Linked DNA regions of Homo sapiens: region 2 is linked to region 1. A link is a loop called in an ENCODE intact Hi-C map of the cell type or tissue named here. Cell type or tissue: PC-9. All regions are shown on one strand. Links, peaks and the distances in the headings refer to the core of each region. The heading gives the core; the rest is flanking DNA.

Region 1 (15,143 bases), core at 3,042-11,041:
CTTGAACTCCTGACCTCAGGTGATCTGCCCTCCTCAGCCTGTCAAAGTGCTGGGATTACAGGCGTGAGTCACTGCACCCGGTCTTGCTAGTACTTTGATGAGGATTCTTGCATCAGTCTTCATCAGGGATACTGGCCTGTAGTTTTCTTTTCTTTACTTTTTTTGTTTGTTTGTTTGTTTGTTTGTTTTTGGCAGCAGGATAATACTAGCCTCATAGAATGAGTTTGGAAGTATTCTCTAATTTTCAGAATAGTTTGAGTAGGATTGGTAATATTTTTCCTTAAATGTTTGGTAGAATTCAGCAGTGAAGCTATCAGGTCCCAGGCTTTTCTTTGCTGGGAGACTTTTTATTGCGGCTTTAGTCTTATTACTGGTTTTTGTTCTGTTCAGGTTTTGAATTTCTTCATGGTTCAATCTTGGTGTGTCTGGAATGTATCCACTTCTTCTAGATTTTCCAATTTATTGACACATAGTTGCTCATAGTAGCCTCTAATGATCCTTTGAATTTCTGTGGTATCAGTTGTAACGTCTCCTTTTTAATCTCTGATTTCATTTATTTGTATCTTCTCTCTTTTTTCTTAGTCTGGCTAAAGTTGGTTATTTTTGTTTATCTTGTTAAAAAAACAAACTTTTCATTTCATGGATCTTTTGTATTGTTTTCTTCATTTCAATTTTATTTATTTCTGTTGTTTTGTTTTGAGATAGTCTCACGTTGTTGCCCAGGATGGAGTGTATTGACACACTCACAGCTCACTGCAGCCTCAACCTCCCAGACTCAAGTCATCCTCCCATCTCAGCCCCTCAATTATCTGGGACTACAGACATGTGCCACCATGCTCGGCTTAGTTTAAAAAATTTTTTTTGTATAAACAGGGTCTCAGTATGTTGCCCTGGCTGGTCTGGAGTTCCTGGGCTCAAGCCATCCTTCTGCCTCTGCCTCCCAAACTGCTGGGATTATAGGCATGAGCCCCTGCACCTTGCCTACTGTGATCTTTATAATATTTTTTCTTCTACTAATTTTGAGTTTGGTTTGCTTTTGCTTTTTTGATTTTTTAAGATGCATCTTTAGGTTGTTCATTCCAAGTTTTTCCTCGTTTTTATATAGGCACTTATAGCTATAAACTTCCCTGTTAGTACTGTTTTTGCTGTATCCATGGGTTTTGGTATGTTGTGTTTCGACTATCATTTGTTTCAATAAATGTTTCGATTCCCTTCTTAATTTCTTCATTGGCCCACTGGTCCTTCAGGACCATACTGTTTAATTTCCATATGTTTGTATAGTGTCTAAAATTCCTCCTGTCGTTGACTTCTAGTTTTACTTCATTGTGGTCAGAGAAAATACTTGATATTCTTTCAATTCTTTCATTTTTTTTTTTTTTTTGTGACAGAGTCTCACTCTGTCATGAGGCTGGAGTGCAGTAGTGCGATCTCAGCTCACTGCAACTTCTGCCCCCTGGTTCAAGTGATTTTCCTGCCTCAGCCTCCCGAGTAGCTAGGACTACGCGTGCCACCATGCCCGGCTAATTTTTGTATTTTTTAGTAGAGACAGGGTTTCACCATGTTGTCCAGGATGGTCTCCATCTCTTGACCTCGTGTTCTGCCCACCTCGGCCTCCCAAAGTACTGGGATTATATTTTATTTCTTCTTCACGTTTGAAGGATATTTTCATCAAATATACTATTCTAGGATAAAACTCTTTTATCCTTCAGCACTTTATTTTTATTTTTTATTTTTTGAGACAGAGTTTCACTCCTGTTGCCCAGGCTGGAGTGCAATGGCTTGATCTCAACTCATTGCAACCTCCATCTCCCAGGTTCAAGCAATTCTCCTGCCTCAGCCTTCCAAGTAGCTGGGATTACAGGCGTATGCCACCACGCCTGGATAATTTTGTATTTTTAGTAGAGATGGGATTTCTCCATGTTGGTCAGGCTGGTCTCTAACTCCTGACCTCAGGTGATCCGCACCCCCCAGCCTCCCAAGTGCTGGGATTACAGGCGTGAGCCACTGCATCCAGCCTATTCAGCACTTTAAATATATCATGCCACTCTCTCCTGGCCTGTAAGGTTTCCACTAAAAAGTCTGCTGCCAGATGTATTGGAGCTCCATTGTATGTTATTTGTTTCTTTTCTCTTGCTGCTTTTAGGATCCTTTCTTTTTCCTTGACCTTTGGGAGTTTGATGATTCAATGCCTTGAGGTCGTCTTCTTTGGTGTTCTATAACCTTCTTGTACTTGGATATCAATATCTTTCTCTAGGTTTAGGAAGTTCTCTGTTTTTATCCCTTTGAATTAACTTTCTACCCCATCTCTCTCTCTCTGCCTCCTCTTTAAGGCCAATAAGTCTTAGACTTGTCCTTTCAGAGGTATTTTCTAGGTCCTTTTAAGTGTGCTTCATTGTTTTTCAGTCTTTTTTTCTTTTGTTTCCTCTGTCTGTATATTTTCAAATAGCCTGTGTTCGAGCTCACTAATCCTTTCTTCTGCTTGATTAATTCTGCTATTAAAGGACTCTAATGCATTCTTTAGTTTGCCAGTTGCATTTTTCCGGTCCGGAATCTCTGCTTGATTCTTTTTAATTATTTCAATTCTTTGTTAAATTTATCTGATAGAATTCTGAATCCCTTCTCTGTGTTCTCTTGAATTTCTTTGAGTTTCCTCAAAACAGCTGTTTTGAATTCTGTGTCCAAAAAGTCAAATATCTCTGCTTCTTCAGGATGGGTCTCTGGTTCCTTATGTAGCTCATTTGGTGAGGGCATGTTTTCCTGCAGGGTCGTGATGCCTGTGGATGTTCATTGGTATCTGGGCATTGAAGAGTTAGTATTTATTATAATCTTCACTGTCTGGGCTTGTTTGTACCTGTCCTTCTTAGGAAGGCTTTGTGCATATCAGATGGGACTTGAGTGTTGTGATCTAAGCTTTTGGTCACTACAGCCATATCTGCCTTAGGGGCCCCCCAAGCCCAGTAACACTGTGGTTACTCTTAGAGGTAACCACAGACTCTTAGAGGTACTGCCTTGGTGGTACTGAATATAAGATCTGGAAGAATTATCTAGATTACCATGCAGAGACTCTTGTTCTCTTTCCTTACCTTTCTCCCAAACAAACAGAGTCTCTCTCTGTGCTGAGCTGCCTGGAGCTGGGGAAGTGGTGACACAAGCACCCCTGTGGCCACCACTACTGTGACTGCACCAGGTCAGACCTGAAGCCAGCGCAGCTCTGGGTCCCACCCGTGGCCTGCTATAACCACCGCCTGGCTACGACCTGTGTTTGCTCAAGGCCCTAAGGCTCTACAGTCAGTGGGTGGTGAAGCCAGGCTTGTGCTCTTCCCTTCAGAGCGGCAAGTTCCCCCAGGTGCTAGGTGGGTCCAGAGATGCTATCTGGGAGCCAGGACCTGGAGTCAGAAACTTTAGGAACCTACCTGGTGTTCTATCCTATTGTAGCTGTGCTGGCACTCGAACTACAAGACAAAGTCCTTCCCAGTCTTCTCTCCCCTCTCCACAGGCAGAGGATTCTCTCCTCATGGCCACCACCACCGTGGACCCAGGGGGAGTACAGCCTGGCTACCACCAATGCTCACTTAAAGCCTAGGGCTCTTCAGTCAGCTGGTAGTGAATGCTGCCAGGCCTAGGACTCATCCTTCATGGAAGTGGGCTCCCCTCTGGCCTAGGGTAGATCCAGCAATGCCATCCAAATGCCAAGGCCTAGAATTAGGGGCCCCAAGAGCCCACTTGGTGCTACACCCCACTGTGGCTGAGATTATACCTAGGCTGAGTTCTGCCTGGTTTTGACAAAGTCCCCTTTACCCTTCCCTCTCCTTTTCTCAAGCAAAAGTAGTCCCTCTTTATAGCCACCACAGTTAGAAATGTGCTGGGTCATGCCTGAAGCCAGCACGTCTCAGAATCTCACCCAAGGCCCATGACATACTCCCTGGGTATTGCTGCTGATTATTCAGGGTCTAAGGGCTCCTTAGTCAGCAGGTGATGCATTCTGCCAGGACTGTGTCCTTCCCATCAAGGCAGCAGTTTCCCTTCTGGCCCAGGGTATGTCTAGAAATGTAGTCCAGGAGCTAGGGCCTGGAATGGAGGCCTCATGACTCTACCTTGTGCCCTGTGCTACTGTGGCTGAGCTGGTTTCCAAGTTCCCTCTCCTCTCCTCAAGCAGGAGGAAGAAGTCTCTTTCAGAGCTGTGAACTGTGCTGCCTGAGGTCGGGGGATAAGTGGCACAAGCTCTCCCTTAGCTGCCCAGGCTTGTGTCTCTGTAGGCCATGTGCCCCCAAGTCCACTGGTTCCAAGCCCAGCACAGCACTAGGACTTGCCTAGGAGTTGTAGTCCTTGTGGCCTAGACTGCCTTTCACATTTATTTAGGATCCTAGAGCACTTTAGCCCATGGTGGCGAGATTTGCCAAAAGTCGGCTTTCCACCATTGGGATGGGCAAGTCCCCTGTGGCTAGGGCTGATCTAAATGCTGCCTCCGTTGCTGGCTGAGTTGTGCCTGATTTTACTTTGTGTTGTGATGGGGCAGCACTGAGTTCCAATGCAAAGTCCCCCAGTCACTGCGCTCTCCCTCCCCCAAGCACACAGGTTCTCTTTTTGTGCCTCACGGCCACTGTTAGGAGATTGGGGAGGGGTGGAGTCAGCAGTTCAAGACTATCTTTCCTACCCTCTTCAGTATCTCCTTCAGCAATGTGAAGTTAAAACCAGGTACTGTGATTGCTCACCTTATTTTTGATTCTTATGAAGGGGTGTGTGTGTGTGTGTGTGTGTGTGTGTGTGTGTGTGTGTGTGTGTAGATAGTTGTCAAATTTGACGTTCCTGTGGGGAGGACAATTGGGAGGCTTCTATTCAGCCGTCTTGCTCTGCCTCCTTCCCGTTTTCTTTCCTCCTTTCTTTTCCTTCCTTCCTTCCTTCTTTTTTTTTTCTTTTTTTGAGACAGGGTCTCACTCTTGTCCAGGCTGGAGTGCAGTGGTGCAATCATCGCTTCAGCAGTCCTTCCACCTCAGCCTCCCAAGTAGCTAGGATTACAGGCATGTGCCATCACACCCAGCTAATCTTTTCAGTTCTTGTAGAAATGGGATCTCACTGTGTTGTTCAGTCTGGTCTCAAACTCCTGGCCTCAAGTGATCCTCCCACCTTGCCCTCCCAATGTGCTGGGATTACAGATGTGAGCCACCTCACCTGGCCAAAGTATTTTTAAAATTTCTGATCAATCATATATTTGTGAGAAATTACCACATTCAATAACAAGATAAAGTGGGAGGTCTCGTTTCACTGTTAAAATTGCAAAGTAGTAATAAGTGCAGAAGATAGTTCATGCTCTCTGAAACAACCGTAACATGATATAAAAATGTCTGTGATTTCCATTGATGGTGACCAAGTCACTGGGACTGATAATGCTACTGTGGTTTGTTGCCTGGATTTATAATAATGCTCAATTTCAGTTCAAGGTTAGTAAATTTCCTATCTAACTCCATGGATCTCTTGCAATCTATCCATAGTCCTCAGGTTAAGAAGCCCTTCCTTAGAGTGAACAATTCAAGGTTCTAAATAACTTAGAAAAGATTCCCCTGCAGGCACGATGCAAGACAAATTCACTTACTATTTATTGCTGGGTCATTGGTAGCCCTTCATCCCTCGCTAAGCAGAACCTCAGGGGGCTGTACCTGGGAGGCATGTATAGATGTCCCGGTAAGAATGAACACAGAAGATGAGAGAATGACAGCGGGAGAGGAAGGGAGGGATGCAGAGGGAAACGCAAACATCCAGACTAAAAAGCACCTTTAGCCTTCACCTCCTGCCACTGCCCTCTGATCCCAAGCAGGGCTTGGAATCCAGAGAGGGGCTGCCTCCCTCAAGTCATTCCCCCTTTCCTTTATTCCTGTGACCAATTACAGATCAGTGAAGCTTAAGTTTTTTGCATTCACCTTTTTTTTTTTTTTTTTGAAATAAAGTTTTGCTCTTGTTGCCCAGGCTGGAGGGCAATGGTGCGATCTTGGCTCACTGCAACCAATAAGGTGGACCTCCCGGATTGAAGTGATTCTCCTGCCTCAGCCTCCTAAGTAGCTGGGATTACAGGCATGCACCACCACGCCCGGCTAATTTTTGTATTTTTAGTAGAGACAGGGTTTCTCCATGTTGGTCAGGCTGGTCTCGAACTCCTGACCTCAGGTGATCCACCCACCTCCGCCTCCCAAAGTGCTGGGATTATAGGCATGAGCCACCACGCCCGGCCAGCAGATTCACCTTTCAATCTCCCTTCCCATTTCCCTCCTAATCCCAAACACCCACATGTCAGTCTGAGTGCTTGGTTGTAACAGATGGTCTCCCTTTTCCCCTCCAGTTTATCCTGTACGCAGCTGTCAGACAATTTTTTCTGTGTGTCACTTTCTGCTCAAGGAACTTGCTGGGGAATCTCCATTATCACTGGTCCCACAGTCCACGTCTCTGTCTGGCTTTCAGGGCCCTTCATAATTTCACTCCATTCTCTCAACCAGGTTTATTTCTCATCAGTACTCACACTCACACTCCTTCTTGCCACACTCATGACTTTGTTGATGCTGTGCCCTTACCCGGAACTGTTCTCCTCCCACCACGCAGCCAAACCAAATTCAACCCATCCCACACACCCACCTGAAGATGGTTTTCCCCTGGCTGAGCTGAGCTGACCTGGCACTATTCTCAATGCCCAGTGCATGGACATTACCACATAGCCTGGTACTGAAGCATTTTCCAACTATTTCATGCTTAGTAATTATCTCTCCATGGACTCTAAATGCCTTGAGGATAGGAATCATCTTCTATTCTCCTATATATCTCCCTGGGCCTAGACTAACGCTGAGCAATAGAAATCATGTTATCACTCAAGTTATAATGAGAAGAGGAAACTTTTTATTTTGTTAGATCTCTCTGGGGAAGTGCTATATGTGCTTGGAAGAAACATGCTGACAAGCTTACTGAGGATAAGAAGGAGGCCTCCCAGGGCATTCTCAAGCAACGAAAGACGTTTGCTGAATTATTCGCCAGAAGATCAGGAGAGTACTTTATGGAGCTTGTGAGAAAAAGGAAAAGCAAAAAGAGAATAAGAAATGAGACAGGGATGCTGTACATTGTATTAAAATGAGATGCCTGTACCCCCAAACCCTGAGTAAAATTCTATTAAAACTCAAAAAACAGCTGTCTAGGTGGATTTCTGGTGGAAACCAGTGAAGGGGCCAAGATTTCTATGGAGGGTAATGTGAGGTTTTGAGATAGATGCAAACAGGAGCCAGATGGACACGGAGGCCTTGACTAGCATTTGGATTATATTCCAATATATGATTGATCAATTGGCCAGTATGGAGAATTATCATGGAAATGCGTGTGGTGGCTCACTGACCCCAGATGTATATTTCTCCTGCCTCTTCCATCTCACTACTATCTATTTGAGGAAGTATTAAAGTGAAGGCCACATCAGACTCTGTAGGATAACAGGTAGCCACAAAGTCTTTATTCATAAAATCCACTTCAGGCTGGGTGTGGTGGCTCATGCTTGTAATCCCAGCACTCTGGGAGGCAGAAGCTGGCAAATCATGAGGTCAGGAGTTCGAGACCAGCTTGGCCAACATAGTAAAACCTAGTCTCTACTGAAAATACAAAAATTAGCCAGGTGTGGTAGCATGCGCCTGTAGTCCTAGCTACTCAGGAGGCTGAGGCAGGAAAATCGCTTGAACTCAGGAGGTGAAGGTTGCAGTGAGCCGAGACCACGCCATTGAGCTCCAGCCTGGGTGACAGAGTGAGACTCCATCTCAAAAAAACTAAAACTAAAAATAAATAAAATAAAATCCACTTCCAAAACATTCTTTTTAAACTGTGAGTGTGTTTGGTTCTTAGCTCACCTCAAGGTTAGGTAAGTTACCCACTCAGTGAGCATACATCTGGCGATTAGCTTGGGTTTCGGTGGTTGCTTCAGGTATACTCAGGGTGTAGGTGGAATTTGGCACTCGCTGGTTGAGTCATTTATAATTGTCCAAATTTGAGGAGGTATGAATTATGCCATCTCAGCTAGATTAAAAATGGAATGCACGGTCTTCTAGATGCTTTGATTTCATCAATATTATAATCCTGGAGAAAATAAACATTTCATTTATAAGACATGACAGATGCTTGGTAAGTACTCCAGATACTGTAGGTGCTCAGTTCAAGTCTGTTAATAAATGCAGACTTTGTTCATTACATTAAGTAAAAATGTAAAAGCAAGCAGGGTATGTATTAGTGTTCTCCAGAGAAACAGAACTAATAGGGAATGGATATAGGTATAGATGTTTCAGTCCATTTTTTTGTTGCTTAGAACAGAATACCTAAAACTGGGTAATTTATTTTTTTATTTGTATTTATTTATTTTTGAGACAAAGTTTTGCTCTTGTCGCCCAGGCTGGAGTGCAGTGGTGCGATCTCGGCTCACTGCAACCTCCGCCTCCTGGGTTCAAGCAATTCTCCTGCCTCAGCCTCCCAAGTAGCTGGGACTACAGGCACCCACCACCACGCCTGGCTAATCCATTCATGAAGGCAGAGTTCTCATGACCCAATCACCTCTTAAAGTCCCCACTTCTCAATACTGCCACATTGGGGGTTAAATTTCAATGTAAGTTTCAGAAGGGGACAAATATTCAAACCATAGTAATAGATGTATAAAGAGATTTTTTATAAGGAATTGGCTCACACAATTATGGAGGTCAAGAAGTCCCAAGATCTGCAGCTGGCAAGCTGGAGACTCAGGAGAGTTGTTAGTGAAGTTTTTTGTTTTTGGTTTTTGGGGGGTTTTTTTGAGACAGAGTCTCGCTCTGTCGCCCAGGCTGGAGTGCAGTGGCATGATCTCAGCTCACCGCAACCTCCGCCTCCTGAGGCTGAGATTCTCCTGCCTCAGCCTCCCAAGTAGCTGGGACTACAGGCATATGCCACCACACCCGGCTAATTTTTGTATTTTTAGTAGAGATGGGGTTTCACCATGTTGGCCAGGCTGGTCTTGAACTCATGAACTCAGGTGATCCACCCGCCTCAGCCTCTCAAAGTGCTGAGATTACAGGCATGAGCCACCATACCCAGCCAATGATGAAGATTTGATCCAATGTTTGGTAGGCTCAAGACCCAGGAAGAGCTGATGTTTTAGTCTGAGTCCAAAGGCAGGACAAACAGTCAATCAGGCAGGAGGAATTTTTTGACTCTTGGGAGGAGTAGCCTTTTGTTATATTTAGGCCTTCAGCTGATTGGATGAGGCCCACCAACATTGGGAAGGGCAATCTGCTTTATTCAGTCCACCAATTCAAATGTCAATCACATCCACAAACACCCTTACAGACACACGGAATAAGGTTTAACCAAATGTCTGGGCTCCCTGTGGCCCAGTCAAATTGACACATAAAATTAACCATCACAAGGTACAACATTGAATTCCAATTATATAAAATATAAACTCAGGCAAAATTAATATATTCTGTAACAAAGTCAGGAGAGTGTCTGCTCTGGAGAGAAAGAGAAGGGGCTTGAATGGCTTCTGGTTATTGGTAATGTCTTATTTCCTGATTTGATGTTGGTTATACAGGTATGTTCACCTTGTGAAAATTTATGGAGCTATCCACTAGGGATTTATGCCCTTTTCTCAATGTATACTATGCTTCAATTCAACATTATTTATTTGTTTGTTTGTTTGTTTATTGAGACAGAGTCTTGCTCTGTCACCCAGGCTGGAGTGCAGTGGTGCGATCTCGGCTCACTGCAACCTCCACCTCCTGAGTTCAAGTGACTCTCCTGCCTCAGCCTCCCAAGTATCTGGGATTACAGGTGTGTACTACAATGCCTGGCTAATTTTTGTAATTTTAGTAGAGATGGGTGTTAGGAACAGGCCCCCAAATCTGGCCATAAACTGGCCCCAAAACTGGGCATAAACAAAATCTCTGCAGCACTGTGACATATTCTTGATGGCCATGACGCCCATGCTGAAGGTTATGGGTTTACCGGAATGAGGGCAAGGAACACCCGGCCCACCCAGGGCAGAAAACCGCTTAAAGGCCTTCTTAAGCCACAAACAATAGCATGAGTGATCTGTGCCTTAAGGACATGCTCCTGCTGCAGATAACTAGCCAGACCCATCCCTTCGTTTCAGCCCATCCCTTTGTTTCCATTAAGGAATACTTTTAGTTAATCTATAATCTATAGAAACAATGCTTATCACTGGCTTGCTGTCAATAAATATGTGGGTAAATCTCTGTTTGGGGCTCTCAGCTCTGGAGGCTGTGAGACCCCTGATTTCCCACTCCACACCCTATATTTCTGTGTGTGTGTCTTTAATTCCTCTAGTGCCACTGGGTTAGGGTATCCACAACCAAGCTGGTCTCGGCAGACGGGTTTCTCTGTTTCCCAGGCTGGTCTCAAACTTGTGGCCTCAAGCAATCTGCCTGCCTCAGCCTCCCAAAGTGCTGGGATTACAGGCATGAGCCACCATACCCGGCAATTCAACATATTTTACTGGGGTGATGGGAGTGGGCATGTGGAATGTCTTAGGAGATAACACTGCTATAAATTCCTTCCAACAAGCTTACGTTTTCTTGGCTAGAATTGTTCAGCCTCTCAGAATCCCTGGATAGGAAGTTGGATCATGCAGCTCCTGTCTGGGTTCCATTAAGTTAAAGCTCAGTTAGTTCGAGGGGCATCTCTTTTGCCTCAAGAGAAGTTCCTGAAAGGAAGGACAACAGTGAGTTCTGGCTATGGGACCCTTATTGCCAAAAGCACAGGAGCCCAGTCCAATCACAGCAGGTGCCAAACCTATCGATCTAGGAAAAGATGACCTAGCCGAGGTCACATCATGCAAGAACCTTGCAGCCATTGGTTCCTTCCATTTTTGTTGCTGTCGTGCTTTCTCAGAGTCTCCTTCTGAACATTGTTGCTTTGAAATTTCTGGGCAGCAAGAAACTGATATAAGACCTGATTCCTCTCTGATTCTGTGGGAAAACCACAGCCCCAAAGGGAGTTTTGGTTGATTTTTTTGAAGACATGTTGCCCAAAGGACTTTTTTTCCTTCTAGTTTTTTCAAGTGCATATTCGTTGAGACCCAATCCTCTGGCACCCATTGAAGTAGAGATCCACCGATTAGGTTAGCCAAGGCAGAGAACTGATCTAAATGATTTGGGCTCCAAATTAAAATTTTGATCTGAATCCAGTGCCTTGTTAAAATTCTTCACATTGAGCTTCGCCTTTCATTTGGTAGAACGTTTATTTAGGCATTGTGTCATATGATGGGAAAAGATTGACATGGTTTAGGATTCCGGCTCAGCCACCCACTTGCTGAGTAACCATTGGTAGATGATTTAACCTCTTTGAGGCTGTTTTCTCAAACTCAGTATTGAGGGATGAATTAAAATGTGTATATGAGGCTGGGCATGGTAGCTCATGACTGTAATCTGCACTTTGGAAGGCTAAGGCGAAAGGATTTCTTGAGCCCAGGATTTCAAAACCAGCCTAGGCAACATAGTGAGACACAATCTCTACAAAAAATTACTAATAAAAAATTAGCCGGGGCCATGTGTGATGGCTCACGCCTGTAATCCCAGCACTGTGGGAGGCCGAGGTGGGCAGATCATGAAGTCAGGAGTTTGAGACCAGCCTGGCCAATATGGTGAAACCCCATCTCTACTAAAAAATACAAAAATTAGCAGACATGATGGCGCATACCTGTAATCCCAGCTACTTGGGAGGCTGAGGCAGGAGAATCGCTGGAACCTGAGAGGTGGAGGTTACAGTGAGCCGAGATCGTGCCACTGCACTTCAGCCTGGGCAACAGAGCGAGACTTTGTCTCAAAAAAAAAAAAAAAAAAAAAAAAAAAAATTAGCTGGGCGTGGTGGTGCGCACCAGTAGTCTCAGCTACTTGGGAGCGTAAGGTGGGAAGATTGCTTTAGCCCAGGAGGTTGAGGTGGCAGTGAGCTGGGTTTGCACCACGGCACTCTAGCCTGAGCGACAGAGTGAGACTATGTCTCAAAAACATAAATAAATAAATAAAAAACATACATGCAAAGTGCCTAAACCACTTTAGTTACTCAGGTAAGTAATAAACATTCATCATCATCATCATTTCAATATCCTGTGAAGTCAGTGTAGACCTGGCCTAATGCAGTCAAAGTGGTTTAACTCAAAAAGCACGTAAACGTCTTTATTCCACGGGAAGTGTGTAGCTTTACAGCCCGCAGGAGACATTTAAATAGAATCTAGACAACGTTCAGATCATCAACAGGTTTTGAATCTCCCAGATTAGAATATTTGTGATTATGTGAGCTTGACATCAATGAAATGGAATAAATAAAATGTTCATTGCTCTGTTGCCCAGGCTGGAGTGCAATGGCACAATTATAGCTCACTGCAGCCTCGACCTCTCAGTCTCAAGTGATCCTCCTACCTCAGCCTCCTGAGTATCTGGGACCACAGGCATGCACCACCATGCCCAGCTAATTTTTGTGTATTTTGTAGAGATGGGGTCTTGCTCTGTTGCCCAGGCTTGTCTCAAATTCCTGGGCTCAAGTGATCCTCCCACCTCAGCCTCCCAAAGCACAGGCATAAGCCACCACACCCAGCCATTCTAATAACTTTGGTGTATCTGGCTTGATGTTTATATTAGATTTGATTGATCTTTTTGATGGACATGAGTGGGTGGTAGAAAAGAGAGTATTTACTTGTGTTTTGATGAACTGGTGGATTTTTTTAATTTTGAAAAATATAATTCACAATAACATAATTCAAAAATATCTAATAAATGTGTTTTAGAATGGCTATTGATAGTGAAGAAATCTTATGGGTTAGGGTGTTTCACACTGATTTATTTGTATTGCTGACCTTAGAAAAATTAATTTCTGAACCAGGAGTGGTGACTCACGCCTATAATCCCAGCACTTAGGGAGTACCATGCGGGTGGATCACTTGAGGCTAGCCTGGCCAACATGGTGAAATGCTGTCTCTACTAAAAATACAAAAATTAGCTGGGTATGGTGGCGCGTGCCTGTAAGTTCAGCTACTCGGGAGGCTGAAGCAGGAGAATCGCTTGAACCTGAGAGGTGGAGGTTGCAGTGAGCCGAGATTGCGTGCCACTGCACTCCAGCCTGGGCAACAGAGCAAGACTCCATCTCAAAAAAAAAAAAGAAAAAAAAAATTAATTTCTGGCCAGGTGCAGTGGCTTACCCCTGTAATCCCAGCGCTTTTGGAGGCTGAGGCAAGAGGATTGCTTGAAGCCAAGAGTTCAAGACCAGCCTGGGCAACAAAGCGACACCTCTGTCTCCACAAAAATCTAAATAAATAAATAAATCAGCCAGCTGGGGTGGTGTGTGCCTGCAGTCCCAGCTACTCAGGAGGCTAAGGCAGGAGGATTGCTTGAGCCTGGGAGTTTGAGGTTACAGTGAGCTACGATCACAACACTGCACTCCAGCCTAGGTGACAGAGTAAGACCCAGTTTCTTAAAAAAAAAAATAATAACAGCTGGGCACGGTGGCTCACACCTGTAATCCCAACACTTTGGGAGGCCAAGGCAGGTGGATCACAAGGTCAGGAGTTCAAGACCGGCCTGGCCTACATAGTGAAACCCTGTCTCTACTAAAAATACAAAAAATTAGCCAAGCGTGGTGGCAGGCGCCTGTAATCCCAGCTACTTGGGAGGCTGAGACAGGAGAATCACTTGAACCTGGGAGGTGGAGGTTGCAGTGAGCAGAGATTGTGCCACTGCACTCCAGCCTGGGCAACAGAGCAAGACTCTGTCTCAAATAAAATAATAATAATAACAAAAGAAATTAATTTCCTTCACAGTAGTTTACCAAGTGTGACAGCAAAAGTACTGAGGTTAACAAGCATTTTGGAAATGTGATTTCTGAATAAAGTAATGAGTTTTTTTTTCTTTGCAAGTGGAGAGAAACTTCCTCTTTGTGAAATTTCATGTCAGATAAACCCAAGGTATAAGCTGAAATAAAAACAATTATGTAATCGCTCTTCTTCATCTTACCTCCTTTTTAAGGAATATAAACTATTGGTAATGTACTAGTGAGAATTCTAATGTGTGAGTCATAGCCTGTGAATCATGGTAACGCATCAGAAGGCTCTGATTGGGAGAACTGAATTATAGTCCTCTTCCTGCACTAAAATAATAACCTCCTCCCACAGGGGCTCAAAGAAAAACATGGTTTTCCAGCAATGAACTTTAACTTCTCTTCTTTATTTTTTCCTGGTTTGATTTTTATGGGAATCTGCTCTAGGATGGCTGGCTCCTCTAAGACTTACATTATTTAGAGTCGTCTTCCATACCGGGTGTAATTCTTGCGCTCACGGTCTCTCTCTCTCTCGCTCTCATCTTTCTTGTACTTATTTGCTGTTATTTCTACAAAGATAAGACAATAACAGGTAACTTGTTTTTACAGCGTACAGTTTACAAAGCACTTTCATAAATATCTCATTTGAGCTTCTTAGCAGCTTTATAGAAAAACATAAATTATTACTCATTTCTACAGATCGGGAAACCTAGGCCCAAGAGAGGTAAGTGACTTCCCAAAGTACAGTGCCTCTTGATATCAAGTCAAGTAAATCAAATCCCTCTTCAGCTTGGTGGACACCACCCCGCATGGTTATCACAGCAGGAAGATGGAGGGTGGGTGGTCAAATGCTAACACAGTGAGAGCACTAGACTTTCTTTTATGGCAAAGAGCACAGTCACTTACAGAGATGTTTGTACCATGCAGGAGACAGCATGGCTGACTCCCAGGTGGAGTTAGGAGCTGCCCAGGTCTGCAGGTCCCCAGGGAGGGATAGCTTTGGAGGACACCCAGGCAAACTGAGGATTCCAGCAGACACGAGAAGCTCACCTCAGCTGCTCTAATGGGGTGGTGGCCAGCGGGGTTAAACCTATCTATCCTGCCCCCCAAAACACACCCTCCTCAGCTGCCTATCCTGGGACAGGACACACCCTCTTGGCTCCCCACCCACAAGTTACTAGCATGAAACAAACCCAGCGAACTCAATTCAAGGAAAGGGAAAGCTCGTTTTCTAGGCATAGGGTCCTGCAGTGGGGCCGGGCTTCCAGCCTGGTTGTGCTTCAGGGCTGCACACTCACACAAAATGTCTCATGGAGTAGATGACTCGTTCACTCAAGAAC
Region 2 (15,143 bases), core at 2,326-10,325, 52 kb before region 1:
CAATGGCACAATCTTGGCTCACTGCAACCCCCGCCCCCTGGGTTCAAGCAATTCTCCTCAGCCTCAGCCTCCCGAGTAGCTGGGATTACAGGCGCGTGCTACCACACCCAGCTAATTTTGTTTTTTTTAGTAGAGACGGGGCTTCACCATATTGGCCAAACTGGTCTCGAACTCCTGACCTCAGGTGATCCGCCCGCCTCAGCCTCCCAAAGCGCTGGGATTACAGGAATGAGCCGCTGTGCCCGGCCAGTATATGTACAATTTAAAAAGTGATAAAACGAACACCTCCCTGAACAACCATTCAGCATACAAACTAGAACATCAGCAGCACATGTAGGCTTCCCCAGCCACTTCCTCTTCCCCCCACTGGAAGGGTAACCACAATCCTAGTTTTGTGTAATCGTTCCTTTGCTGCCTACATATGCATCCCTGGACAATACTATATGATTTGGTTTTGCCTATTTTGAACTTTATAGAAATGGAATCATAAATTTCAGTTATTTTTTAAATTTTTACATTATTTTTATAATTCATGCATATTATATGTATAGTTGTAGTTCATTCATTTTCACTGCTACATAGTGGGGTTTTTCTTGTTTTTTGTTTGTTTGTTTTTTTGAGACAGAGTTTCGCTCTCGTTGCCCAGGCTGGATGGAGTGCAGTGGCTCGACCTCAGCTCACTGCAACCTCCGCCTCCCAGGTTCAAGCGATTCTCCCGTCTCAGCCTCCCGAGTAGCTGGGATTATAGGTGCACGCTACCACGCCTGGCTAATTTCTGTAGTTTTAGTAGAGACGGGATTTCACCATTTTCGTCAGGCTGGTCCTGAACTCCTGAACTCAGGTAATCCATCTGCCTCGGCCTCCCAAAGTGCTGGGATTACAGGCGTGAGCCACTGCGCCCGGCCTGTGTGGTTTTCTGTTGGACTAATATGCCACAATTTTATGCATACATTCTACCTCTAACGGATATTTGGACTATTGCCAGTTTTTATTGCTATTATGACCAATGCTCCTATGAACATTATCATGCATACCTCCTGCTGCAGATGTAATGATTTCTCTAGACATGGGATTGGTAGATGGTAAGGAAAGTGCAGGTTTAATTTTATTAAAGTGGAAAAAAAGACATTATACTTTTATTAAATGAAGTCTTACTCAGCCCTCTCTCCATCTTCTAATCAAACAGCTCCACAAGCTAGTTATTCTTTTCTAATGTCGTATAATGAAATTCTAGAGCCTGGCCTTCAAAATATTTTTTACAATTAACTAAAAGAGTCAAAGAGATCAAAACTGGTGCTCGACACCCACACAGCCACTGGGAAAGATGACACTCGGTATCACAAAAGTGGTCTAAAGAATCTGATTGATTTGGTTAAGAACTTTCAAATAAAAACTGTCTTGTTCTATGAAGAGTGGATATGTATGTGTATATTCATCACTATTTGCAACTCTGTTTGAGCAACAGGGTCTTGTTAGAATCCTACAACTCTAGGAAATAAATTGATAAATAAAAATATTTGTGCAAATAACCACCATGCGAAAATAACCTCCAAAAAGAACCTCTATCTGCCTGCTTGTCTTGATAATTTGCTGTCTTGGTTATAATGTTGTAAATGACATCTTCATATTCCTAAAAGTTACACACACTTGAAAGACAGATGAGGCCAGGCGCGGTGGGTCGCACCTGTAATCCCAGCACTTTGGGAGGCCGAGGAGGATGGATCACGAGGTCAGGAGTTTGAGACCAGCCTGGCCAACATGGTGAAACCCCGTCTCTACCAAAAAAATACAAAAAACAGCCGGGCATGGTGGCGCACACCTGTAGTCCCAGCTACTCAGGAGGCTGAGGCTGGAGAATTGCTTGAACCCACAAGGTGGAGGTTGCAGTGAGCCGAGATCGCTCTACTGCACTCCAGCCTGGGCAATAGAGTGAGACTCCATCTCCAGAAAAAAGAAAAAAGAAAGAAAGGGAGGGAGGGAGGGAGACAGGAAGGAAAGAAAAGATCAGAAGACTGTGCACTTTTCTTCTACGTGCATGATGAAAAAATCAAAGCCCTTGACACCCTGCCAGATATATTATTTAAAAGATCATCTGACAGTTCCTGCTTCATAGCATCAATCAAAACTATTTTCCAAAGTGGCTGTAACACTTGACACCCCTACCAGCAGAAACTTTTAGTCTCCATTACTCCATATCCTTGCCACTTGATGCTGACCAAGTCTTTAATGTTTGCCAATCTGGTAGGTATTAAACTGGCATCTAGCTGTGTTTCTGATTTACATTTTCCTGATTATTAATAAGGTTTAGACTCTTTATATGTTTCTGGGCCATTTAAGTTTTCTTTTTCTGTGAAACGTTTGTCTTATCTTTTGCCCATTTATTTATTTAATTTATTTATTTTATTTATTTATTTTTGAGACAGAGTCTTGCTCTGTCGCCAAGACTGGAGTGCAGTGGTACAATCTCGGCTCACTGCAATCTCTGCCTCCCGTGTTCAAGCAATTCTCCTGCTTCAGCCTCCTGAGTAGCTGGGACTACATGCGCCCGCCACCACACCTGGCTAATTTTTGTATTTTTAGTACAGACGGGGTTTCGCCATGTTGGCCAGGCTGGTCTCCAACTCCTGACCTCAAGTGATCCACCTGCCTCAGCTTCCCAAAGTGCTGGGATTACAGGCGTAAGCCTCCTCACCCAGGCTTTTGTCCCTTTTTCTACTGGATTATTTATTACTTCTTATTTGCAGGGTCTCTTCACATATCTTGACTACTAATCTTTGACAGTTCTGTAGTTGCAAATATTTTCTCCCGGTTTGAAACTTGTCTGTTCACTGTCTATAAGGTGTTTTGAGAAACAGAAGCCCATTTTAATGCAGTCGAAAATATCAATAGTTTTACAGCCATAAAAAAGAATGAGTTCATGTCCTTTGCAGGGACATAGATGAAGCTGGAAGCCATCATTCTCAGCAAACTAACACAGGAGCAGAAAACCAAACACCACATGTTCTCACTCATAAGTGGGAATTGAACAATAAGAACACATGGACACAGGGAGGGGAACATCACACACTAGCGCCTGTTGGGGGCAAGGGGAGGGAGAGCATTAGGACAAATACCTAATGCATGCAGGGCTTAAAACCTAGATGGGTTAATAGGTGCAGCAAACCACCATGGCACATGTATACCTATGTAACAAACCTGCACATTCTGCACATGTATCCCAGAACTTAAAATAAAATTTAAAAAATATATATATATCAATAGTTTTCTCTATAGTAAATAATTCTTGTATCTTAAGAGATGTTTCTCCCTCTAAATCATAAAGATATTCTTTTTTTTTTATTTTAAGAGACAGGGTCTTGCTCTGTTAGCCAGGTTGGTCTTGAACTCTTGGCCTCAAAGCAATCCTCCTGCTTGGCCTCCCAAAGTGCTAGGATTACAGGCATGAGCGATGGTGCCTGACCCTCCTATATTTTTTTCTAAGTATTTTGTCTTTTGCATTGGTCTTTAATTCAACCACAATTGATTGTGTGTGTGTGTGTGAAGTAGGGAGCCAATGTAATTTTTTCGTATGAATAACTATTTGTCCTAACGCAATACACTGGATAGTCTGTCCTTTAGCCACTGTTCTACAATTCCTACTTTTCCATTAGTCAAGTTTCCATATATATTTGACTCTGTTTCTGGACTCTGTAGGTCCATCAGTCTATTTAAATACTCTCTCCAGACCAATGACACACTATCTTAATTACTGAAGGTTTATAAGTTTTACTATGTGGTAGAGCAAGTTCTCCTACCTTATTCAGGAGTTATTACGTGCTATTTTTTGGCCTTTTACTCTTCCATATAAATTTAGAATCAGCTTTTCAAGTAAAACACCCACATGTGTACACATATTGGAATTCTGGTGTGTGTGTGTGTGTATATATATATGTATGTGTGTATATATATATATATCTATATACACACATATATACATATATATATCAACTTTGGTTTTTCTGTTTGTTTGCTTGTTTGAGATGAAGTTTCACTCTGTCACCCAAGCTGGAATGCAGTGGTGCGATCACGGCTTTCTGCCACCTCCACATCCTGGGCTCAAGTGATTCTACTGCCTCAGCCTCCCAAGTAGCTGGGATTACAGGCGCCTGCCACCATGCCGGGCTAATTTTTGTATTTTTAGTAGAGATGGGATTTCACTATGTTGGGCAAGCTGGTCTCAAACTCCTGACCTCAAGTCATCTGCCTGCCTCAGGCTCACAAAGTGCTGGGATTACAGACATGAGCCACCATGCCTGGCCAAGAATATATGTATCAACTTGTAGTGAATCAACATCCTTATATTTTTCAGTTTTTAATTATGGTAGAGGCAGAGTCTCACTCTTTTGCCCAGGCTGGTCTTGAAGGAATTCCCGGGCTCAAACTATCCTCCCACCTCAGCCTCCCAAAGTGCTGGGATTACAAGCATAAGCCACCACACCCAGCCTGATATTGAGTCTTTACCAAGATCATGATATATATCACTCTGGCCAGGCACGGTGGCTCACGCATGTAATCCCAGCAGTTTGGGAGGCCGAGGTGGGTGGATCACTTGAGGTCAGCAGTTTGAGACCAGCCTGGCCTACATGGTGAAACCCTGTCTCTACTAAAAATACAAAAATTAGCCCAGCATGGTGGTGGGCACCTGCGGTCCCAGCTACTCAGGAGGCTGAGACAGGAGAATCGCTTGAAACCAGGAGGCAGAGGTTGCAGTGAGCCGAGATAGCACCATTGCACTCCAGCCTGGGTAACAGGAGCGAAATTCCATCTCAAAAAAAAAAAAGATATATATCACTCCATGTGAACTGATATTTAATGTTTTTCAATAAAGTTTTATAGCTTTCTCCATAAAGGGTTTTCATGTATTTTGTTAGATTTATTCCTAGGATCCTTACATTTTTTGTTGTTGCTAATATAAATAGTATCTTTTATTTCTTATATTTTCTGATCCATTGTTTCTCATATGTAAAAATGCAATTGACTTTTTAAAATAATATACTACTTTTTAGAGCAGATTTAGGTTTACAGAAAAATTGGGCACATAATACAGAGAGTTCCCACGTACCACTCTTCCCCACAGTTTCTCTATTATTAACATCTTGCATTAGTGCAGTACATTTGTTAATTGATGAATCAATATTAATACATTATTATGGCTTGGCGCGGTGGCTCACGCCTGTAATCCCAACACTTTGGGAGGCCGAGGAGGGCGGATCACAAGGTCAAGAGATCAAGACCATCCTGGCCAACATGGTGAAACCCCATCTCTACTAAAAATACAAAAATTAGCTGGGCATGGTGGTGCGCACCTCTAGTCCCAGCTACTTGGGAGGCTGAGGCAGGAGAATCACTTGAGCCCGGGAGGCAGAGGTTGCAGTGAGCCAAGATCGTGCCATTGCACTCCAGCCTGGCGACAGAGCCAGACTCCATCTCAAATATATACACACACACACACACATATACACATACACACACACACACACACATTATTATTCACTAAAGTCCCATTGTTTACATTAGGGTTCACTGTTTGTGCTGTACGGTTCTGTGGATTTTGCCAAATGCATAGTTCATATATCTACATGACAAATGATAGAGTAGTTTCACTGCCCCAGAAACCACCCGTGCTCCACCCATTCATCCCTTCCCAATTTTCAACCCCGGCAACCACTGATCTTTTTACTGTTACAGGTTTGCCGTTTCCAGAATGTCATATTGTTTGAATCAAAGAGTATGTAGCCTTTTCGAACTAGCTTTTTTCACTCAACAATATGCATTTATGGCTCCTCTTTGTCTTGTGGCTTGACAGCTCATTTCTCTTGTCACTGGATGATATTCCATTATATGGATGTGGACCACATTTTATCAATTCACCTGCTGAAGAAGAACATCTCGGTTGCTTCCCAGTTTTTGCAGCTATGAATAAAACTGCTGTAAATATTTATGTGCAGGACTGGGCAGTGGGGGGGTCACGCCTGTAATCCCAACATTTTGGGAGGCTGAGGCGGGCAGATCACTTGAAGTCAGAAGTTCAAGACCAGCCTGGCCAACATGGTGAAACCCCATCTCCACGAGAAATACAAAAAAATTAGCCACGTGTGGTTGCGGGGCACCTAAAATCCCAGCTACACAGTAGGCTGAGGCAGGAGAACTGCTTGAACCCAAGAGGCGAGATTGCACCACTTCACTCCAGCCTGTGTGACAGAGCAAGACTCCATCTCAAAAAAAAAAAAAATTCATGTGCAGATTGTTGTGTGAACTTAAGTTTTCATCTCATTTGGGTAAATACCAAGGAGCATGATTGATGGATCGTATAGTAAAATTTAAACATAAATTTACCATATTAAACTAAACATGTTTTATAAGAAACTGCCAGAATGTCTTCCAAAGTAGCTATACCATTTGGCATTCCCAAAATGCAAAATCAACGAATGACAGTTCCTGTTGCTTGGCAGCCTTGCCAGCATTTGGTGTTCTCAATGTTTTGGACTTTATTCATTCTAATAAGTGAGTAGTGGGTTTATTTTGCAATTCCCTAAGGACATATGATACTAAGCATCTTTTTATATGCTTATTTGCCATCTGTGTTATCTTCTTTAACAAGGTGTCTATTCAGATCTTTTGCCTACTTTTTAATTGGGCTGTTTGTTTTCTTGAGTTTCAAGAGTTCTTTGTATATTTTGGCACAAGTCCTTTATCAGATATGTGTTTTGCAAATATTTTCTCCCAGTCTGTGGTTGCAATTGACTTTTATAGACAGAGTTTTATCTAACGATCTTGCTAAGCTGTCTTGTTAGTTCTAGTAGCATATCTGAGATTCTTTGCAGTTTTCTACTTAGTTGTATCATCTGCAAATGACAATTCTGTTTCTTCCTCCCAAATCCATATAACTTTAAAAAGAATTTGTGTACGCCTTTGACCAAGACCTCCCAAACAATGTTGCCTAGATTTTTTATTTTTTGGTAGGCGGCCGGGGGGAGGTTTGGGACAGCGTCTCCCTCTGTCGCCCAGGATGGAGTACAGTGGCACAATCTTGGTTCACTGCAACCTCCACCTCCCAGGTTCAAGCGATTCTCCTGCTTGAGTAACTGAGTAACTGGGATTACAGTCACACACCACCACCCCCAAGCCTGGCTAATTTTTGTATTTTTAGTAGAGACAGAGTTTCACCATGTTGGCTAGGCTATTCTCAAACTCCTGATCTCAGTTGATCCGCCCGCCTTGGCCTCCCAAAGTGCTGGGATTACAGGCATGAGCCACCGCGCCCAGCCTACTTTGATCTTAAAAGGAGTATTTTCAGCATTTTGAGTTTTTGTCAAATTTTGCCTCATGTGTTTTGAATCTCTGTTATTGGGTGCCTACACATTTAGAATTATGTCTTCTTGACAAATTCACCATTTACTTATTATGAAAATCTACTTTATCCTTGGTTATATTTCTTGTTTTTTTGTTCATTTGTTTTTTTTGAGAGGGAGTCTTGCTCTGTCGCCCAGGCTAGAGTACAGTGGCGTGATCTTGGCTCACTGCAACCTCTGAGGCCCGGGTTCAAGCGATTCTTCTGCCTCAGCCTCCTAAGTAGCTGGGATCACAGGCATGCACCACCATGCCTGGCTAATTTTTGTATTTTAGTAAAGACGAGGTTTCACCATGTTGTCTAGCCTGGACTCAAACTACTGACCTCAAATATTCTGCCCGCCCTGGCCTCCCAAAGTGCTGGGATTACAGGCGTGAGCCACCACGCCTAGACTATATTTCTTGTTCCGAACTCAACTTTGATATTTCTATACTGACACTAACTTTCTTATGATTAGTGTTTTTTCAGTTTTTTTCCATTCTTTCATTTTTAATCTGTGTACATCATTATATATAAAGTGCATTTTTTAAATACAGCATATTTTGATCTTACATTTTTATTTCAATCTGACAATCTTTTTTTTTTTTTTTTGAGATACAGTTTTACTCTGTCACCCAGCCTGACACACAGTGGTGTAATCTCAGCTCGCTGCAACCTCCGTCTCCCAAGTTCAAGCAATTCTCACGCCTCAGCCTCCCAAGAAGCTGGGACTACAGACGCGGTCCACTAGGCCCGGCTAATTTTTTGTATTTTTAGTAGAGACGTGGTTTCACCATGTTGGCCAGGTCTCAAACTCTTGACCTCAAGTGACCCGCCCACCTCAGCCTCCCAAAGTGCTGGGATTACAGGCATGAGCCACCACGCCTGGCCCAATCTCTGCCTCTTAGAGTTCTTAGACATTTACATTGACTGCGATTATCAATACAATTGAGTCTAAATCTACCAACTATTTTTTAACAATTTTTCCTCTATGTTTTTTGTTCCTCTTTTCTCGCCTTCTTTTAGATTTAGTATGTTCTAGTATTCTATTATATCTACTTTATTGGTTATGTATCTTTGTTGGGTTTTTTTAGTGGTTGCTTACAGTTTACAGTATGCATGTTTAGTTTACCACTATCTACATTCAAATATTTTACTATTAATATTTCATGTGTATTTTTAGAGCCTTAAAATGGTATACTTCAGTTTCCTCTCTCCCATTCATAGTGTAATTGTTGTCATATATTTTGCTTCTACTTGTTATAAACCACACAATAATTGGTAATTGTTTTGGGGATGGTTTGCTTGGTAGTATGCTTAGAAGCTGCCACTGTGTCAGAGTTGCCTTTCCCTTCCCCACTTTGCTGCTTCAGAAAAGGGCATTTTGGGAGCAAGGAACAGCCTTAAGTTTATAATCATCTTAGATCACTGGTGTGCAGGATGAATGGTCTGTAGTTCACACAATATGAAAGTCAATACATGTCTAAGAATGAGAAAAGAAATTAAAACAAATTTCTGGAGTCTCAGACATTCAGTTTCTTTTGTTTTGTTCTGAGACAGGGTCTCACTCCCTCACCCACGCTGGAGTGCAGTGGCACAATCTCAGCTCATAGCAGCCTCGACTTCCCAGGCTCAGAGGTGATTCTCCCACCTCAGCCTCCCAAGTAGCTGGGACTACAGGTGTGTGCCACCACACCCAGCTAACTTTTGCATTTTTTTGTAGAAGCGAAGTTTTACTATGTTGCCCAGGCTGGTCTTGAACTCCCGGGCTCAAGCAATCCACCCACCTCAGCCTCCCAAAGTGCTGGGACTACAAGCACGAGCCAACATGCCCCGCCCTTTGTTTTGTTTTTAGGACCTCTTTAAGCAGTTTACCAGAAATGTGCACATGGAAAGCCTTCCTGATGGCCACCAGGCTTCTCTTCCCCACCTGGAACTCTAGGGCCCTGGCCAGTGAGGGCCGTGGAGCTCGCACTTCATTAGCTTCATGGAGAACCCCATTTACTGGTGTTATAGAAGACAGGAAATTTCTGATATAGTCCCAGTCCTGACAGGTGAACAAGTACACTTCCCCTCTGTGAATCTGAGTTTCCTGCTATGTTGCTGGTCCCCACAGTCGCTTTCTACTGGTTCTGCCTAGAGGTGCCCAGGCAGCTTGCAGACTTTTGGCACAGCCTTGGGAAAAGGCCTGCTTTTCCCAGGAGGTGGGCCTGGGGGACGGAAGAGAATTAGCCAGTGGTCCACTGAGGCTATTCCCCTACAATTCCTACCCATTCCAAACTGTTCCCCAAACTGTATCCCTAAGAATCATCTGGGAAGCTTCTTAAAACACAGGTTCCAATAGGCATTATCTCCCCAATAGTCTGAGTCAATAGGCCTGGAGGGAGCCCAGGAATATGCTTTTCTTGGAAATGGGGGCTTGCTGCATCTCCCAGGCTGCTGGAGTGCAATGGCATGATCATAGCTCACTATAACGTCAACCTGCTTGACTCAAGCAATCTTCCCAACTCAGCCTCCTGAGTAGCTGAGACTACAAGTGTGCACTACCGTGCCCAGCTAATTATTATTATTTTTTGAGACAGGGTCTCACTGTTGCTTAGGCTGATCTCAAACTCTTGGCCTCAAGGTAATCCTCCTGTCTTGGCCTCCCAAAGTGCTGGGATTACAGTCATGAGCCACCAGGCCAGGCCAAGCAACTCCCTGGGTGCTTCTGACTCAGATACCTGCCACCCATGCTTAAAGGAACATAAGGGAGGCTGGAGAGGGAGGGGAGTTGTGTTAGCAGACATGGGAAGCTTCTTCCCAGACCCATCTACATCTCCCTGTTTGGTCGTTTCATCTCAAATTCTCTGGTAAAGCGTATGAGCCTCCAAGGAGGGAAAACAGGATTTGCTGAGAACCTTTCCCACCTTTACGTCATCTCATATAAACCTCATTCAGAAGTGAAAATAACTGGCCTTGGGTAAAGCAAAGAGCCTGGAGATGAACTCAAGTCTTACTTTGAAGCCTGTGATCTTTTTCACATCTTGGGTACCTTGTAAGAAATGGAAAAGTGAGCACCTTCTATGAGCCAGGCCCTCTCATGTGCATTTTTTTCATGTAGTCCTCATACTAGTCTATATAGATATTATCCATATTTTAGAGCTGCAGAATTGAGACTCAGCGTGGCTGAATCACTCCTCCAAAGTCAAACCGCTCACAAGCTGCAAGAACTGGAATTCTCTCAAACCCCAATCTTACTCCGCTGTTCCTCTGACTGGGAGGTTGACCTTCTCTCCAGGCCAGGGGAAGAGGTCGGTGTTGCTAGGCCATTAATGCTAATCCCATTCCCCCTGCTGTGTCTGGTTTAGAGGTGTGTTCTGGCCACTGAGACATGAGTGGAGTCCACTGGAGGGACTCTCAGAGAGGTTTCCAGAGAAGATTGGGGCTGGGCGCAGTGGCTCATGCCTGTAATCCCAGCACTCTGGGAGGCCGAGGCAGGTGGATTGCTTGAGGCCAGGAGTTCAAGACCAGCCTGGCCAACATAGTGAAACCTCGTCTCTACCAAAAATACAGAAAAAAAAAAGTGCTAAAAACAAAAAGTTCTGGCAAGGAAGTGAAGATAACGGAACCCTTGTTCACTGTTGGTGGGAATGTAAAATGGTCCAGCTGCTGTGGAAAACAGAAGGACGATTTCTCAAAAAATTAAACCTAGCATCACCATAGGACACAGCAGTTCCTCAAAGCAGGGCCTCAAAGAGATATGTGTCTGCTCATGTTCATAGCAGCATTATCCACAATAGCCAAAAGGTAGAAGCAACCACCCAAATGTCCACTGAAGAAGGAATGGACCAGCCGGGCATGGTGGCTCATGCCTGTAATCCCAGCACTTTGGGAGGCCAAGGCAGGTGGATCACCTAAGGCCAGGAGTTTGAGACCAGCTTTCCCAACATGGTGAAACCCTGTCTCTACTAAAAATATAAAAATTAGCCAGGCGTGGTGGTGTGCGCCTGTAATCCCAGCTACTCGGGAGGCTGAGGCAGGAGAATCGCTTGAGCCCAGGAGGCAGAGGTTGCAGTGAGCTGAGATCACAACACTGCACTCCAGCCTGAGTGACAAAAAAAGAAAGTGACTCAAAAAAGAAAAAAAAAAAAACAGAAAAGAAAAAAGAAGAATTCAAGTCACATAGTAATTCTTAGGAACCTAGTGCTGTGTAAACTAAGGTCTACCTGTACCTGTATAAATAAAAATGTTGGGCTGCCTTAAATCTTACCTCTCTCCCCAGGGGCAGAAGCCTGCCTCACCACCAGGACTTAGCCCTATGTATGTATGTACCTTGGAGGACCGTGGCAGAGCAAGCACTCTGACCAGTTATTGGCAGAGATGAGGCTTCTCCTCTTGAGCTCATCAGTGATAACCCAGCGTACCACCAACCTCCCCTTTTCCTTCAGACGCTACAGTTCAAAGTGTCTCCTGAATTCTTTTCTCCAAGGAACCCCAGCATCATAGATTGGACCCATCATTCCCACATGAGTGACCCCCTCTGCCAGCCACTACCACCCAGATACTTAGGATACTGGTCTGCTAGAGGCTGACATCCCTCTTCACGAAGACACTGGGGGGTGAGGTGAGATGGGGCTCCCTGTCCCCCACAAGCCCCTTCCTTCAGGTCCCCAAGACCACCACGCAAGACTGCTCAGGCCCACCAGGCCCTGGGTCCCATAGTCAGTGGGGAGCCCCAGTCCTGCTAGTCCGAGGCCCTTCATTCATCCCCAGCCACAAGCTGGCTAGATCCATTTAATTCAGCACAGATAGTACTTTTTTTCCTTCAAGATCAGAAGTCTAAATAAACCATATCGAGAAAAGAAAGAAACTCTCATGTACCAAGTTGTCTCACTTTGTGGAGTTAATGGGTTCTCAAAATTGTGTGACATAGCCTTTGGTGTCTTTCCTGCTGTACGTGGAATAGAAAAAGAATTGCCTTCAAGCTCTGAAGTTGATGACATTCTCCCTTTGGGGAAAAAAGAGTTTTCAAAGGAAGGAAGGTTTCCCAATTTCCCTGAGGTACTTTCATTGGCTCATTCACTCAATAAGCACACCAACCATGTACCAGAAACTTATAAACATGATTTCCTATTTGCAAAGGCCTTCTGCCATCACAGCTTTTCTGATCCACAAATTGCACTGGACTTGAAATAAGAAATATTTCCAAATCGCTGTTTGGTCATTAGAAGTTAGTACAACCTCTCTGAGCCTTGTATTCTTATTTTAAAATATAGCAAGAGCCGGTGCTCCTACCTGTAAGCCCAGCACTTTGGGAGGCTGAGAAGGGCAGATCACCTGAGGTCAGGAGTTCAAGATCAGCCTGGCCAACATGGTGAAACCCCGTCTCTACTAATACAAAAATCAGCCGGGCATAATGGTGCACACCTGTAGTCCCAGTTACCCGGGAGGCTGAGGCAGGAGAATCACTTGAACCCTGGAGGCGGAGGTTGCAGTGAGCCAAGATGGCGCCATTGCACTCCAGCCTGGACAACAGAGTGAGACTCTGTCTCAAAAATATATATATACATAGTAAGACTCCTTGTCCTGTCAAACTCACAAAACTATATGCAGATCACCTAAGAACAGCCAGTGAACACGGGAGTCATGCTGTCGTTGTTATAGTTAAAGAAAAAGATTGGTTGATTATTTTAAAATGAGATGGGGTCTTGCCTTGTTGCCCAGGCTGGTCTTAAACTCCTGGCCTCAAGCAATCCTCCCACCTTGGCCTCCCAAAATGCTGAGATTGCAGGTGTGAGCCACCATGCCTGGCCAAAATTTATTGTTAATTAGAAAGAGGGGAAGCAAGATGGAAGGGCCAAGCCACCTGTTAGGGCAGAAGCAGTTCTAGAAACCCCATCTCATAGAGTTCAGGGTGCAGAACTGCTGAAGACATCCTCCTTCTTTCTGGCTGGGCACCTCTCAGGGCTTAAACACAATGATAGCCATGAGTTTTACTAACTCAAATTGAACATGTCAATCACGGGGCCTGTCTTACCCAACAGTCTATTCTAATGAAAACTCTGCAGCACCCAGCACACCCCTACTGCCTTTTCAGGAAAGCAGTACTAGGCTTCTCTTAACTAGGGGTTTGGACCAAGGGTAGGACCCCTGATCCAAAGGCAGCTAGACCCCAGGAAGACAGCCATGAAAGTAGCCTGGCTTCACCAATAGCAATGGTGGTAATTACCAAAGTCAATCAGACCACATCCCTCAGACAGATCTGTCTGGGAGGATACAGAGTGATTATCAATGGGAAGAGAGAAAGAGGACAGGCCTGCATGGGGAGCAGGGAGGGAGGCTCAGCCCACAGGAGGACTCAGCTCCAACACGCCTCAGGGCTGTGATCTAGCCCCATTTTCAGCACAGTGTTTCCTTATAATAAACACATTTCCCCTAGATTCCTTTTTTTTTTTTTTTTTTTTTTTGAGATGGAGTCTCACGCTGTCACCCAGGCTGGAGTGCAATGGTGTGGTCTCGGCTCACTGCAACCTCCGCCTCCTGGGTTCAAGCGATTCTCCTGTCTCAGCCTCCCGAGTAGTTGGGACCACAGGCCACCACGCCTGGCTAATTTCTGTATTTTTACTAGAGATGGGGTTTCACTATGTTGGCCAGGCCGGTCTCAAACTCCTGACCTCGTGATCCACCTGCCTCGGCCTCCCAAAGTGCTGGGATTACAGGTGTGAGCCACCACGCTTGGCCCCCCTTTAAGGTAACTTTACCTTAAAGGAATCTGAGGCTAGATAGAAAAGTCTCTAAAAGAGGAAACTAAAAGAGCTTCACTAACACAAAAACTCAACCTGACTTACCTCCTGTGGCCAAGAGACATGTTTCTGGAATATCTACACCAGAAAACACTCAACCACAGATGGCTGAATAATGAGGCACTACATTTTTGTTGGTTTTTTAAACTGGTTTTCAGCTAGAAAGAAGATGGATATGGGAGGAAGAAAAAGTCCCATGCTGGTCCTAATGCAGCTCTGCAAGATCAGAGATAAAAGTTGTCACCATGAAATACTGCAAATTCCTAAGCTTGGGGGTGGAGGTGGGGCAGGGAGGGGGCAGTGGCAGAAGGAACCACCTGCAGGTACTCAACCCCAACAATGTAATGCAGCCTGGGTGCTCTCTCTGCATCCAAGGACCATGCTTCTGCTGAATTGGGGCCTTAGTGGGAGACATCTGTTGGTGTATCAACCCAGCAAATCTGGTAGAAGCTACCACTCTGCTCTTGCCCTGGGAGACAGCCATTCTAATCAACAGCCAAGAGGAGCCAATTGAAGGCCGACAGCACAGTGCCAAAAAGGTAAGGCTTTGTGTGGATACCTAAGAGTGAAACTAGGGAGACAGAGGACACACGTGAAACCACCCTAATAAATTCTCTAAATAAGTTGAGCATTTACATTATGCTACGTGCTTATACACCAAGCCTGGGTGTGTGTGTGTGTGTGAGTAGAGAGGGGTCCCCACAGACGGAGACATAATCTAGGCCAATTTCCTCAGCCTAGTGAAGAGGAAGTACTGCAGAGGGCCACGAGACAGTCGAAACAAAAAGGCATGGCTACATTCAAATAAATTAAGGGTCAGAGAATTAACTGTAGTTTGTCTCTTTCCTTTCGGAAACAAACCCAGAAAACATTAAATAGGTGGAATGTCTTACACATTATTCAACAGCACCTCTAGTCCAGGATTTGAGAATTCAGCAATTGGGCATTCTTCCAGCGGTCTTTTCTTTACCGGCCTCTTAGCTTCAACC

Evidence for each region. A loop is a pair of places that touch in the nucleus more often than their neighbours do. Peaks named below come from ENCODE experiments on the same cell type or tissue, not always from the same donor. Only the 100,000 strongest peaks of a DNase experiment are listed, where the experiment ranks them.
Region 2: it touches region 1 in a loop (2.5-fold over the local background); 3 of 110 quality-filtered maps call a loop at or near these places.

Annotation. Positions count from the first base shown.
Region 1 is chr1:244,764,474-244,779,616 of GRCh38, forward strand. It overlaps LOC107985372 (a long non-coding RNA gene), which reads right to left. Exons shown (of 5, transcript XR_001738568.1): 2 at 14,276-14,372; 3 at 10,566-10,699; 4 at 7,866-8,091; 5 at 6,792-7,039. Among named protein-coding and RNA genes, the nearest start is that of C1orf202, 41 kb to the left of the region's middle. In PC-9, for the core only: no CTCF peak of the experiment used is centred there; no DNase peak of the experiment used is centred there.
Region 2 is chr1:244,713,191-244,728,333 of GRCh38, forward strand. No RefSeq gene overlaps it. Among named protein-coding and RNA genes, the nearest start is that of C1orf202, 10 kb to the right of the region's middle. In PC-9, for the core only: no CTCF peak of the experiment used is centred there; a DNase peak (open chromatin) is centred at 6,761.